Linked DNA regions of Homo sapiens: regions 2 and 3 are each linked to region 1. Evidence: chromatin contacts called from ENCODE Hi-C or POLR2A ChIA-PET data. All regions are on one chromosome and are shown on one strand. Each heading gives the region's core, a stretch centred on a gene start or an enhancer-like site at or near the end of the contact. The rest is flanking DNA. Distances are from core to core; before and after follow the strand shown.

The links. Hi-C counts contacts between places; a loop is a spot of excess contacts on that map. ChIA-PET counts read pairs that join two places held with the same protein, here RNA polymerase II (POLR2A). Pooled maps may share reads with other maps.
Region 2: a map of endothelial cell of umbilical vein shows a loop between it and region 1 (4-fold over the local background). The contact joins the promoter of LINC03108 here to the enhancer-like site in region 1. A Hi-C loop is called at or near these places in 33 of 168 maps with a recorded cell type or tissue (B cell, GM12878, MCF 10A and 21 more), 32 of 37 single-sample maps with no recorded cell type and 34 of 50 pooled maps. POLR2A ChIA-PET finds 5 or more read pairs at or near these places in 25 of 52 experiments (AG04449, AG04450, CD4-positive, alpha-beta T cell and 19 more).
Region 3: a map of CD14-positive monocyte shows a loop between it and region 1 (2.9-fold over the local background). The contact joins two enhancer-like sites. A Hi-C loop is called at or near these places in 10 of 168 maps with a recorded cell type or tissue (B cell, CD14-positive monocyte, GM12878 and 6 more), 34 of 37 single-sample maps with no recorded cell type and 19 of 50 pooled maps. POLR2A ChIA-PET finds 5 or more read pairs at or near these places in 12 of 52 experiments (AG04450, B cell, Caco-2 and 9 more).

What each region holds. Positions count from the first base shown.
Region 1 is chr1:234,916,409-234,920,151 of GRCh38, forward strand. No RefSeq gene overlaps it. Among named protein-coding and RNA genes, the nearest start is that of LINC02971, 39 kb to the right of the region's middle. RefSeq lists an enhancer at 1,288-1,967. Within about 2 kb of position 2,128, at least 21 of the 41 ENCODE cell types and tissues checked have a DNase peak (open chromatin) inside an H3K27ac peak, as active enhancers do; they include CD14-positive monocyte, ascending aorta, breast epithelium and 8 more, where a contact is called at or near this core.
Region 2 is chr1:234,978,725-234,982,467 of GRCh38, forward strand. It overlaps LINC03108 (long intergenic non-protein coding RNA 3108), which reads right to left and starts at 2,052. Exons shown (of 2, transcript NR_186308.1): 1 at 1,932-2,052; 2 at 1-1,619. RefSeq lists an enhancer at 811-1,314.
Region 3 is chr1:234,879,941-234,883,683 of GRCh38, forward strand. No RefSeq gene overlaps it. Among named protein-coding and RNA genes, the nearest start is that of LINC02971, 75 kb to the right of the region's middle. RefSeq lists a silencer at 2,138-2,274 and an enhancer at 2,658-2,727. Within about 2 kb of position 1,596, at least 4 of the 41 ENCODE cell types and tissues checked have a DNase peak (open chromatin) inside an H3K27ac peak, as active enhancers do; they include CD14-positive monocyte, where a contact is called at or near this core.

The DNA of each region.
Region 1 (3,743 bases), core at 878-3,377:
GGGGTAGGGTCACACCTGACTTTAGCCCACAGATGAGGGGTACCCCACAAAAAGAGAGAGTGAATGGGCCGGGCGAGGTAGCTCACACTTATAATCCCAGCAGTTTGGGAGGCTGAGGCGGATGGATCACCTGAGGTCAGGAGTTCAAGACCAGCCTGGTCAACGTGGTGAAACCCCATCTCTACTGAAGATACAAAAATGAGCTGGGCATGGTGGTGGTGAGCGCCTGTAATCCCAGCTACTCAGGAGGCTGAGGCAGGAGAATCACTTGAACCTGGGAGGTGGAGGTTGCAGTGAGCTAAGACGTGCCACTGCACCCCAGCCTGGGCAACGCAGCAAGACTCTGTCTCTAAAAAAAAGACAGAATGAAGGCATAAAGAAGGGTGTGGACATCCGTGGGCTTCTATTCCTCTACTACAGCAAAAAAAAAAAAAAAAAGAAAGAAAAAAAGAAAAGAAAAGAAAAGAAAAACCCATAAAATTTGACACACATACACACACGCCAAGCGAATTAGCTTGCCAGGTCCCTAGGGGAATGTTTGGTGGGGCCTGGAAGGGCAGCCATCACCGGATGGAGAGGCAGACGCCTGAGATGGCCTTTAGGGTCCTCTTGTCCCCTGAGACTTCCTGTCTTTTTTTGGCTTTCAGATTTGTCATTGGATGATGTATTAGTCTTCTAAGACTGTGCTATGGTTTGAATGCACATATCCTCCAAAACTCATGTTGAAACTGAATCCCCAATATGACAGTATTGAGAGGTGGGGACTTTAAGAGGTAATTGGGTCATGAGAGCACTGCCCTCATAAATGGATTAATCCATTTGTGGATTAATGGGTTCATGGGTTATCATGGAAGGGGAACCAGTGGCTTTATGAGAAGCGGAAGAGAGACCTGAGCAAGCCCGCTCGGCCCCCTCACCGTGTGAAGCCCTGCTCTGCTGTGGGGCGCTGCAGAGAAGGCTCTCACCAGATGTGCCCCCTTGACCGTGGACTTCCCAGCCTTCTAAACTGTAAAAAATAAATCCTTTACTTTACAAATTACCTAGTTTCAGGTAATTCAACATAAGTAACAGAAAATGGACTAAGACAGGCTGCTATCACAAATCTATCCCAAGCCGGGTGGCTTAAACAACGGGAATTTCTTTCTCGCAGTCTGGAGGCTGGGGGACCCAAGATCAAGGTGCCAGCTGATTGGGGCCCTGGTGAGGGCTCCCCCTGGCCTGCAGCCAATTGCTTCTCCCCGTGTCCTCACATGGTGGAGAGAGAGAGGAGCGTCGAAGGGCACCAACTCTATCGGATCAGGGCTCACCCTGATGACCTCGCTTAACCTCAGCCACCTCCGTAAAGCTCCAATCTCCAAACACAGTCACATGGAGGGCTGGAGCCTCAACATATGAACTGGGGTTGGTGCAGGGACATAGACAGTCGGTCCATACAAATGACAACACTGCTGTCACTGAGGGCCCCCAAGCCCTCCTTCCGGTCAGAACTGAAGAACGTGCCCTCCTCTCAGCTGCCCTGGGCCCTGTGACCATTCTCCTTGCCAAATGAAGTCTTCGGTGCCACCAATTGCAGTGGGTAAACGGCCTGCCTCCCACTGAGGGGGCCGAAGGGCCGAGACCGGAGGTAGGTAAGATGGAAAATGCCCAGGTCGCTGCCTGCAGAGCAGGTGAGGACCTGTGTGTGATGAGCACGCCTCTCCCAGGGGCCGACCCGGGGAGAACCACCCCTGACCCTCTGGACGACCGGCACTCAAGGGTCCTGCAGGGCCTGCCCCAAGCACTGTGCTTCTCCCGTGCGAATGCCATTAAGTTTTTTGTTCATTGTTACATGCCTAACAATTGGGAATGTTTTACTTGGAAGCGGTGTGTGATTCCCATCATGCTGTACTTCCTTTGTACTGAACAAGTGTTATTTAATGGGGCAGTTTTGATTGTTTTGGAGATAGGCGTCTATTTGGGAAGAGGCGGGGTTTGTGTGAGTTTGATTGTATTGGCCAGCTTCCTCTATTTTTTCTGGGAAATCCTTCTTCCCGTGTGTGTAGATGGCAAGTCTTACAGAACCGCATAACCACGCAGCCTGTGAGACCCTTGCTCTGGACGGCTTTGAGGCGTCCGACCCAGCCTGCAGCTCCAGAGTCCTGGAGGAGGCCACAGAGGGTGGGGGCAGAGGCTAAGTTTGTGGCGCCTGGGAAAGTCACACTTCGGTAAAGCCATCAGTGCAAGCTTGCCTGTCCCTTTCACAGGCCGTATCGAGTTCCAAATGCAATTCCAGAGGCCTCTTGCTTTCTTCTGGGTCAGGCAGGCTTGGGGCCCCTTCCTTCCCGTCCCTGGGCCCCCTCCCCCACACTGAGAGGCCTTTCCTCTCTCAGGGAATGGCAGCTTTCAATTAAAGAATGACCATTGTTCCTTCTGGGGGAAAAGAGGCCCCGTCCCCTCCGTCCTTTCTCATATCCTGTTTCTGGTTTCTAAGACCCTCCACCTCGGGGCCAAGGCTTTTGCACCCACCTGACACTCCTGCGTTTCCTGCTCCTGCCCCCCTTACTCTTGCCCTCCAGCTTCTGGCCTTTCCCTTGCAGGCCTTCCTGGCCACTAAGGCCCCCCACGCCTGGTGCCCTCCATCCTGCACAGCCCTGGCCTCTGATTTACCTGGGCAGCTCTGCCTCCTCTTTCCTCACCTTCATGCTCCATTGGTCTCGGGCACATTTACCCGGGACGTAGCCTGAGAGACACACAGCGAATTCCCCGAACAGAGTCCTTCGCCCTTCCGGGCAGGCATCACTCAGGACGCACACTGCAGACAGCTTGCTACCACCGGGGAGGGAGGTGACTCTCCCCATGTCTTAATGCCCACATGAGCTCCAGGCAGTGTCCTGCCTCACAGACGCATGTGGCCACCGAGTTGCATGCCAGCTGCCCCTCCCTGGAGGAGCCATTTCTTTTGGCTGCTGGGGCCAGGCCTATGTCCTGCCCTCCCCCTGAGGCCCAGGAGCAGTGCTGGCTGGCTTGGAAGCCCAAAGCCAGAACATCCTTCCTATCTTTTGCAGCCAAAAGCTATTTTCTGTTTACCTCTGGAAGTTCACTTCCTTCTGAATACTGAAAAAATTCTACTGGGATCATTGCCCTACACAGAAAAGCAGACAGAGTTGGGAGTTGAACCCAAGAACCTAGAACCCCGCCAAATGCAAGGTAACCTGAGGGCACATCCCTCAGTCCTCGTGCCTCTCTCTTTCTGTGTGGTCTTGCTGTGAAGGAGTGGTGCAGAAACGTTTTAGAAGAAAGCTCTGGACATAGACACACTCCTGTTCTCTGCCTGTCTTATCCCCACTGCTATGGCCAGGAAGAGAGAGAAACATGCTTTGAGGATTTTGCAATTTCATCCTCCTGGGTTTATAAAATGTCTTTTTTTTTTCTTTTGAGACGGAGTTTTGCTCTTGTTGCCCAGGCTGGAGTGCAATGGCATGATCTCAGCTCACTGCAACCTCTGCCTCCCAGGTTCAAGTGATTCTCCTGCCTCAGCCTCCCGAGTAGCTGGGATTACAGGAGCCTGCCACCACGCCCAGCTAATTTTGTATTCTTAGTAGAAATGGGGTTTCACTATGTTGGTCAGGCTGGTCTTGAACTCCTGACCTCAAGTGATCCACCCGCCTTGGCCTCCCAAAGTGCTGGGATTACAGGCGTGAGCCACCACACCTGGCCTAAAATGTCTTAAACCCACATTTGACCCAATTTCACATAAAAATTAG
Region 2 (3,743 bases), core at 802-3,301, 62 kb after region 1:
AGAGGAACAGAGAGGGAACATGCCCCTGAGCTTTCTCATCAGTGCATTCTTCCACGCACTGCAGATAATTCAGCTACGTCACTCAATTATGATTGTCTGTGCTGTGAGTGTTTACTTAATCAATCTTCAAAGAGCTTTCCAGATGGGTGTTTTGGTGACTAAATCAAGGTCAGAGTTCCTCCTGCAATCAAGCAGAGGCAGCAGGGGGCAGGCCCAGCTGACAGTCATCTGATCTCCGCAGCTGTGCACAAACTTTGAACCAGTCCAGTGTCTCTTTCAGGCTCCCCATGAACCCCAGTCCTTAGTCCACTCCTGAATTGCAACAACACACAACACAAATGCACACAGCGATGCCTCCCTTTCTTGGATGACTCTTTTATATCATGTTCCTGCACATTCTCCCTCCAGTCCAAACATAAGCAAGTTGCACAGCGTATCCATGAATCTTTCCTTTATTACAGAATCTGCACTCCAAAAGCACTGGCTTGGTATTTCCTCTGCCCCGGTAGGGATTTTTATGGGGTTTTTATTTGGTTTCATTTTTGCCATGCTTCTGAGAATGGTTCTTTTGTTCTTCCTTCACTCACCGCTTAGATCCTCCAAGGCATTCCACTCAGAAAATCACACGGCTGCTGCCCCCACTCCAAAAAAAGGGAGCTGAGAAAAACCCCCATTTTCCTATGGATTTTCAAGCCAAAAAACAATGGGCTCTGTGGACAGATGTCACCCCTCCCCCAGGCCATGCCCCTCACTGCCAGGCAGGGGAAGCAGAGGCGAAGGAGGAGGGCCCACTGCGCCCTAGGACTTGGGAATAGCTCTCAGCACCACGGTGGTGGGCTCCATTGTATGTCTTCCAGGACAGGGGCCCCTTCTTCTGGAAAGTACCCCCTCCCTAGCACAAATCAGAGTCCAGATGTGAGCAGGCATCAGTTCAGCTCTTCCCAAGCCGCAGTGTTTGAGCCAATGATGGTCACCTGGCCCCAGTGAAGGCCGTGAAGGCCCCTCTCTGTCCCTTTCTGGCAGTGAAGTCATGAGGTACAATAAGCAAAAGCTGCCATCGTGCACATTACCTGCCATAGAGAGGAAGCTTAGCAAAGAGATTTAGATCAGTATTCAGAGGAAGTTGAGGCGTGAGAAAAGAGAGAGCACGTGGCAGTGTTGGCTCCCAGTTGCAGGTGTCCAGGGTCACACAAAGCCCCCTTTTAAAAGCCCAGGCTGGTTTGACTTGCATTTCTCTCTCTAGAAGCTCTCAAGTCCTTGTTGAATATGGCAGTGACTGGATGCTGGCCATCCTACCTGAACTAGACCAGCCGAGCCTCTGCTCTGGCCAAGCAAATGGGAGGAGATGGAGGGAGAAAAGAGGAAATGGGAGAGACTGGGCCGGAAGAAGAACCCCTGTCCAAGGTGATGGAGGGCGTCGGAACACAGAACACCTGTAGCAGTTTTGCAGAGGGCTTCCAATTCTTTATCAAGCCTGCACCCGACTCTTAGGTTATACAGTCTTAGGCACAAGCAATTATCTGAATAATTGGAGTGTTTCTTAGAAGAGGTTTTAGGTGTCAGCAGCGATGTCTGTTCAGACGGCACACTAGTGACAGATCCTTGGAAAACTCCATGCTCTAGAAGAAAAAGCCAATCCTGACTTTTCACTTCGGAATGTCTCAGCTCCCCACCTGACCCTCTCCTATCGTATCATTGGCTAAATAGACAAAGGGACCACAAGAAAACTACCTCCTCCTTCAACTGCCTCCTCCATCAGTCTAGCGCCTGCCTAGGTGGAGCCCCTGAGAACTATGCTGCTCCCCCAAATGCAACTCCCACAAAGGAGGGAGCTCTTGAGGCAGGCACAGATCCAGGATTTGCCTCGGCTCTCTATGTCACTAGCCTCTCTCAGCTGAAACCACAGGAAGGCCTCAGGTCAGAAGGCTTACCCAATGTGAAGCAAGGTCATAGGGTCCAGCTGAGCCCCCTCACTCATCCAAAGGGGTCAAGGGAGGGCCAGCGGCTACAAGGGGTCAGAGCCTCAGGTTTGACTCCAAGTTCAAAGAATCTAGCTAAAGCCACACTGTGCCCCCTGGCACCACCCTCAGAAACAGATCCAATCCTGAGTCAGAGAGGAAGCAGACACTCACTGAATCACGCATCCACTTCCTCCTACCCACAGCCGCTCAGCCAAGACCAGCAGCCGCTTCCAAGGGACAAATTAGTGACTGACACTCGGAAAAGTTGATGCTGTAAAGGAGAGCAAGCAGGGCGCCACGCACGCGGTGTGAACCACCAGGACCGAGTTTACTGTGGCTCCCCACCCCCTGCATTTTTCAGAGTAAAACTGCACATTTTGTAACAGCCCCTATCCTGTCCTGCACTGACCTTGGCTGTGTTATTTTTCACTTCCCTGTTCAGAACACAGCCACACTTTCCAAATGCCATGAATCATCACCACCGAGCAACGGCCATTTAGCAAGGCAGGAAACCACTGCGCACCAGGCCTGGAAGGAGTAGCTCCCTGCAGTGGGCCTCTCCCACCCTGGCTGTTCGTCGTGGCAAGAGTCCACCACGGAGGCTGGCAGGGCAGAGTTGCCACCCCATGTTCTCAGTTTCTCCACCATCGTCCCTGGGGGCTTCCAGTTCCCCCTTGCACTAGGTCACAGGCAGCGTTAGCCATCTTCTGACTTTCCCGAAGCCTCTCTTGGTTGCATTGGCTGAAATGAAGCTGTCACCTTCCAATCTCGGAAGGGAGAGAAATTCTTGGTGACATTGGCTGAAGTGAAGCTGTCATCTTCCTATCCCAGAAAGGAAAGAAATGGGGAGACCCATTCGAGACCAAGGGAGGCCAGGCGCCATGGCTCACGCCTGTAATCCCAGCACTTACGGAGGCCGAGGCAGGCAGATCGCTTGAGTCCAGGAGTTCGAGACCAGCCTGGGCAACATGGTGAAACCCCGTCTCTACTAAAAATACAAAAATTACCCAGGCTTGGTGGTACATGCCTTTAGTCCCATTTACTTGTGGGGCCGAAGCAAGAAGATCCCTTGAGCCAGGGAGGTCAGGTAGATTAGATCAGGTGGATCTTGCACAGACATCAACAAGACATGGGACGTGCATTCTGCCTGCAAGTGGCCTTGCAGTTATAGGCAAATGTCATCCTGTCATCCTTTATGACCAGAGCCATGCAGGCTTCTAGATGCCATTCAACCAGTTCCTGAAAGTAGTCACCGGTGAGTCCATAAATCAATCAATCAACAAAATATTATTACCCTCAAATGGTTATCAAACTGTTCTGTGCTAGGCACCTGGCACCATGGCTCTCTGAATAACATATGTCTGCCTTCATGCCAGCCTTAGTTCCTCATGTAGTAATGATATCCTCATATGAAGTCATTATTTTTGCCTCTATTTAACCATAAACAGTACCATTCAAAAGTAAAATGATCTAGGAAAGGCAAATCAATACAACAATAAAACATCAGTTTTAACCTATCAGATTGGCCAAAACTTTAAATATTGTCAATGGCTAGTGTTGGCCAGAGAGTGTGGAAATGGGAACTCTCCTTATTATTGGTAGATGTTTAGTGTTATACATTTTCTGGGAGAAATTTGACCCTGTACATTAAAATTATTCATGAGTACTCTTTGTCTTCTTAATTTTAAAACTAGGAATTTATTCTCAGTTGAGCCACCAGAAAAAAATTGCACAGATAGTCATCACAGTGTGGCAAATAAATCTAAAAAATAAATAAAGCTG
Region 3 (3,743 bases), core at 346-2,845, 37 kb before region 1:
ATGCCTATAATCTCAGCACTTTGGGAGGCCAAGGCAGATGGATCACTTAAGGTCACCAGTTCAAGACCAGCCTGGCCAACATGGTAAAACCTCGTCTCCACTGAAAATACAAAAAAATCATCCAGGCATGGTGGCACATGCCTGTACTCCCAGCTACTTGGGAGCCTGAGGAAGGAGAATCGCTTGAACCTTGGAGGTGGAGGTTGCAGTGAGCCGAGATCGGGCTACTGCACTCCAGCCTGGGAGACAGAGCGAGACTCTGTCTCAAAAAAAAAAAAAAAAAAAAATCTCATTTTAGATCCTGCCTAAGCCACAGACTGACATGAGGCCCCCTCATTGCCAACCACTAGTTCAGCTGTGGGAAAGCCACCTCCAGGTCTTTTGTGAGAGAATCAAGGTCAGACCCCAGAGAAGCCATCTCTTCTAACTACCATGGTCTTCCTGACTCCCATTCAGAGTCAATCCTTCCTCTATTTCTCACAGACTTTTATTATTGTTATTGTCTTTAATGAAGATGTACCTAGAGTCATATATCATGATATTATTGTTTCAAATATTATTAGTAGTAGTATTTATTGGGTGCTAGTTTGTATTGAGTGCCTTTCATTCATCATCACACGTGATCTTCTTAACAAACCTAGAGTGTAGGTAACATTAATACTATACTATTATCACCATCACACCGATGAGGAAACTGTGACTCAGAAGGTTAAGTAATGTGCCCAAAGTCACACAGCTACTAAATGACAGAGCCACATTTTAAACTCAGGGTTGACAGACTCCACCAAAGATCATCTATTCCAACGCTTCCCATATGGAACACTATGCCAAGAGATGCATAGTTGCTATCTGACCTAAAATGGGTGGATAGGGAAGTTCTGGATTAAATAAGTTTAAGAAATACTACATACCCAGTGGTCCCCAGACTTGTTGGTTTCAGGAACCCTTTGCACCCTTAAAAATTATCAAGAGTAGGCCAGATGTAGTGACTCCTGCCTGTAGTCCCAGCACCCTGGGAGGTCAAGGCGGGAGGACTGCTTGAGTCCAGGAGTTTGAGACCAGCCTGGGCAACTTAGCGAGACCCCATCTCTACAGAAAAATGTATAAATTAGCCGGGTGTGGTGTTATGCACCTATAGTCCCAGCTACTCAGGAGGCTGAGGCAGGAGGATCATTTGAGTCTAGGAAGTCAAGACTGCAGTGAGCCATGATTATGCCACTGCACTTCAGCCTGGGCAGCAGAGCAAGACCATGTCTCAAAAAAAAAAATCAAAATCTTCAAAGAGCTTTTGTTTATGTGGGTTATGCCTATCAATATTTACTATCATCAAAATTAAACTGGAAATTTTTTAAAATATGCAATCGTTCACTTAAAAATAATAATAAATTTACTCCCTGCTAACACCATATTTTTGTGAAAAATGACTCTATTTCCCAAAACAAAAATACCAGTGAAAAGAGTGGCACTGTCCCACGTTTTGGTCCAACTCCTCAGTGTTCCGCTTAAGAGCTGGATTTTCACTTCTGCTTCTGAATTCAACCTGTTGCACTATCATGTAGGCTCTAGAAAATTCCAGTGTATGCTTGTGACAAAGTAAGGGTAAAATGATGCCTTAGTCTTGTTCTGAAAGTAGTGTCGACTTAACTGACCCTCCTGAAAGGGTCTCAAGGACCCTTGAAACTTCTGGCCCACACACTGAAAACCACCACTGTACTTTGAATTCTTTTTTTTTTTTTTTTTTTTTGAGACGGAGTCTCGCTCTGTCACCCAGGCTGGAGTGCAGTGGTGCGATCTCAGCTCACTGACACCTCCGCCTCCCAGGTTCAAGCAATTCTCCTGCCTCAGCCTCCTGAGTAGCTGGGATTACAGGCGTACACCACCATGCCTGGCTAATTTTTGTATTTTTAGTAGGGACAGGGCTACCAGGCATTCTTTTAGAAACTCACAGCGCATATCAGCCAGGCGCAGACTCTGAGAAGTCCTGCATGAAGGGATCATCTATAAGGTCTAATTGAATGTTTCCCAGAGTTATTGAGTGGAACATGCTTGTTAATTGACATACCCTATGACATCATGTGGAACGGCTTTCCAGTGCTAACCGTATGAAAATCTCACTAATCTGCCAGCCTCCCACCCTCAGGCAGGGTAACCCTAGAGCCACTCAGGAAACACATTTTGCATTTCACTACACTAAATCTTGCCTTGTCAAGCCGTCAACCCTCAGCGTTTCTTCCAGGGAAGCCGCGCAGCTCAGTGGAAAGACCACAGACTCAAGGCTTGAAATCTGCATCCACCACTTAACTAATTGTGTGACAACAGGAAAGACACTGAAATGCCCTTAGTCCTTCTCATCTGTAAAATGAGAGTAACACCTAATAGTGAAAGTTCCATAATCACTTTTTGTATCATCAGTCTAGACAGAGACCTGATCTCTACTATGTAACCAAACCACACACTTCATGCATTTCAAATCACGGGGTCTCTCTTGGCTCCTGTTGTTCTTGATCATGTTTTGTCACAATTTTGTTCATTTGCTTCATGTTGTTCTTCTGTCTGAGATGCACTCCCCATCTTTCTGCCTGGAAAACTTCTATGCATCCTTCAAAACCCTGATCAAAGTCCAACTCCTTTAGGAAGCCTTTTCTGACACCCCTGTCGCATTTCTTAGCCTTCAGCCCTCAGCACAGACCTCCTCAAACCTCAGAGGCAGTGCCTTCCTCGTGGTCACTTCACTGTCTGTCCCAAGTCTCTCTCTCCCCACCTCAGGCCCTGAGCTCCTCAAAGTCACTCTGCCTCCTTCTGCTCCATGCATACACAAGGTAAACCTCGAACAGCACTCATTCAGTAGAGGTTATCATTTCCTGTGAGACTAAGCCCACCAAGAAATCCTTTAGCCTTTCCTTGAGCACTAGTTGTTCTGCATCCTCCCTCCCCATCCGCAGGTGCAGGCAGGTCTTGATCTGACAGAGGTTCAGAGGCTGACCGTGCAGCCCCTCTCAGCTCTGCCCATCTGAACGCTGTCCTCAGGCCTGTCTGGCCTACATTCTCAAACTAGGAACAGAGGTGCATGGCAGGCAGGGGTCTGATGAGATGACAGCCAGGGGACATCAATCACCAGGGCCTAGCAGCGGTGGCACCCTGGGTGCTCTTCCTCAGGAACCGCTGCAGGAACTCTCAGTTCTGCCCAACATCATTTACCAAGGGCCTGTCTGGGACAACCGCCACCAATGGGTGCCTGTCCCACGCACATCTCACCACTAGCAAAACCCAGGGCTGAGGGCTGTGCAAGGGTCAGATTATCTAGAGGACTTACTGCTGCCCTTCAGAGCAGCCATGAGGCTGGACTTACCAATTCTCTTGTAGAGAAGGCTTTGTGGTCCTGGCTCTCTCCATGGGCTTTGCACAGTTGTTCCTACTAAGTTTTTTCCACAGCAGGCTGTGGACATCACAGGGAGGCAGCCATGTTTTTTGGGAGCTCAAGGGTCATTGTGCCTGGGGTCTAAGTGCTGAGCAGAACAGTGAGGAAAGACAGAACATACAGGAGGGCACCAGAGGTGCTTAGATCATGTGGGGAAGAACATCCGGAGGTTAAAATAACTTTTCTTACTCCCTATGTCATCTTTGTGGGTTCTAATGCAACTTCAGGATCTGTTTGCCTTTAAATTCCTTACTGGACAAAGTCAAGTGGACAGGAGTAATTTGGAATTCTTATGTTCTTTCTGACCAGGTACATATGATTGATT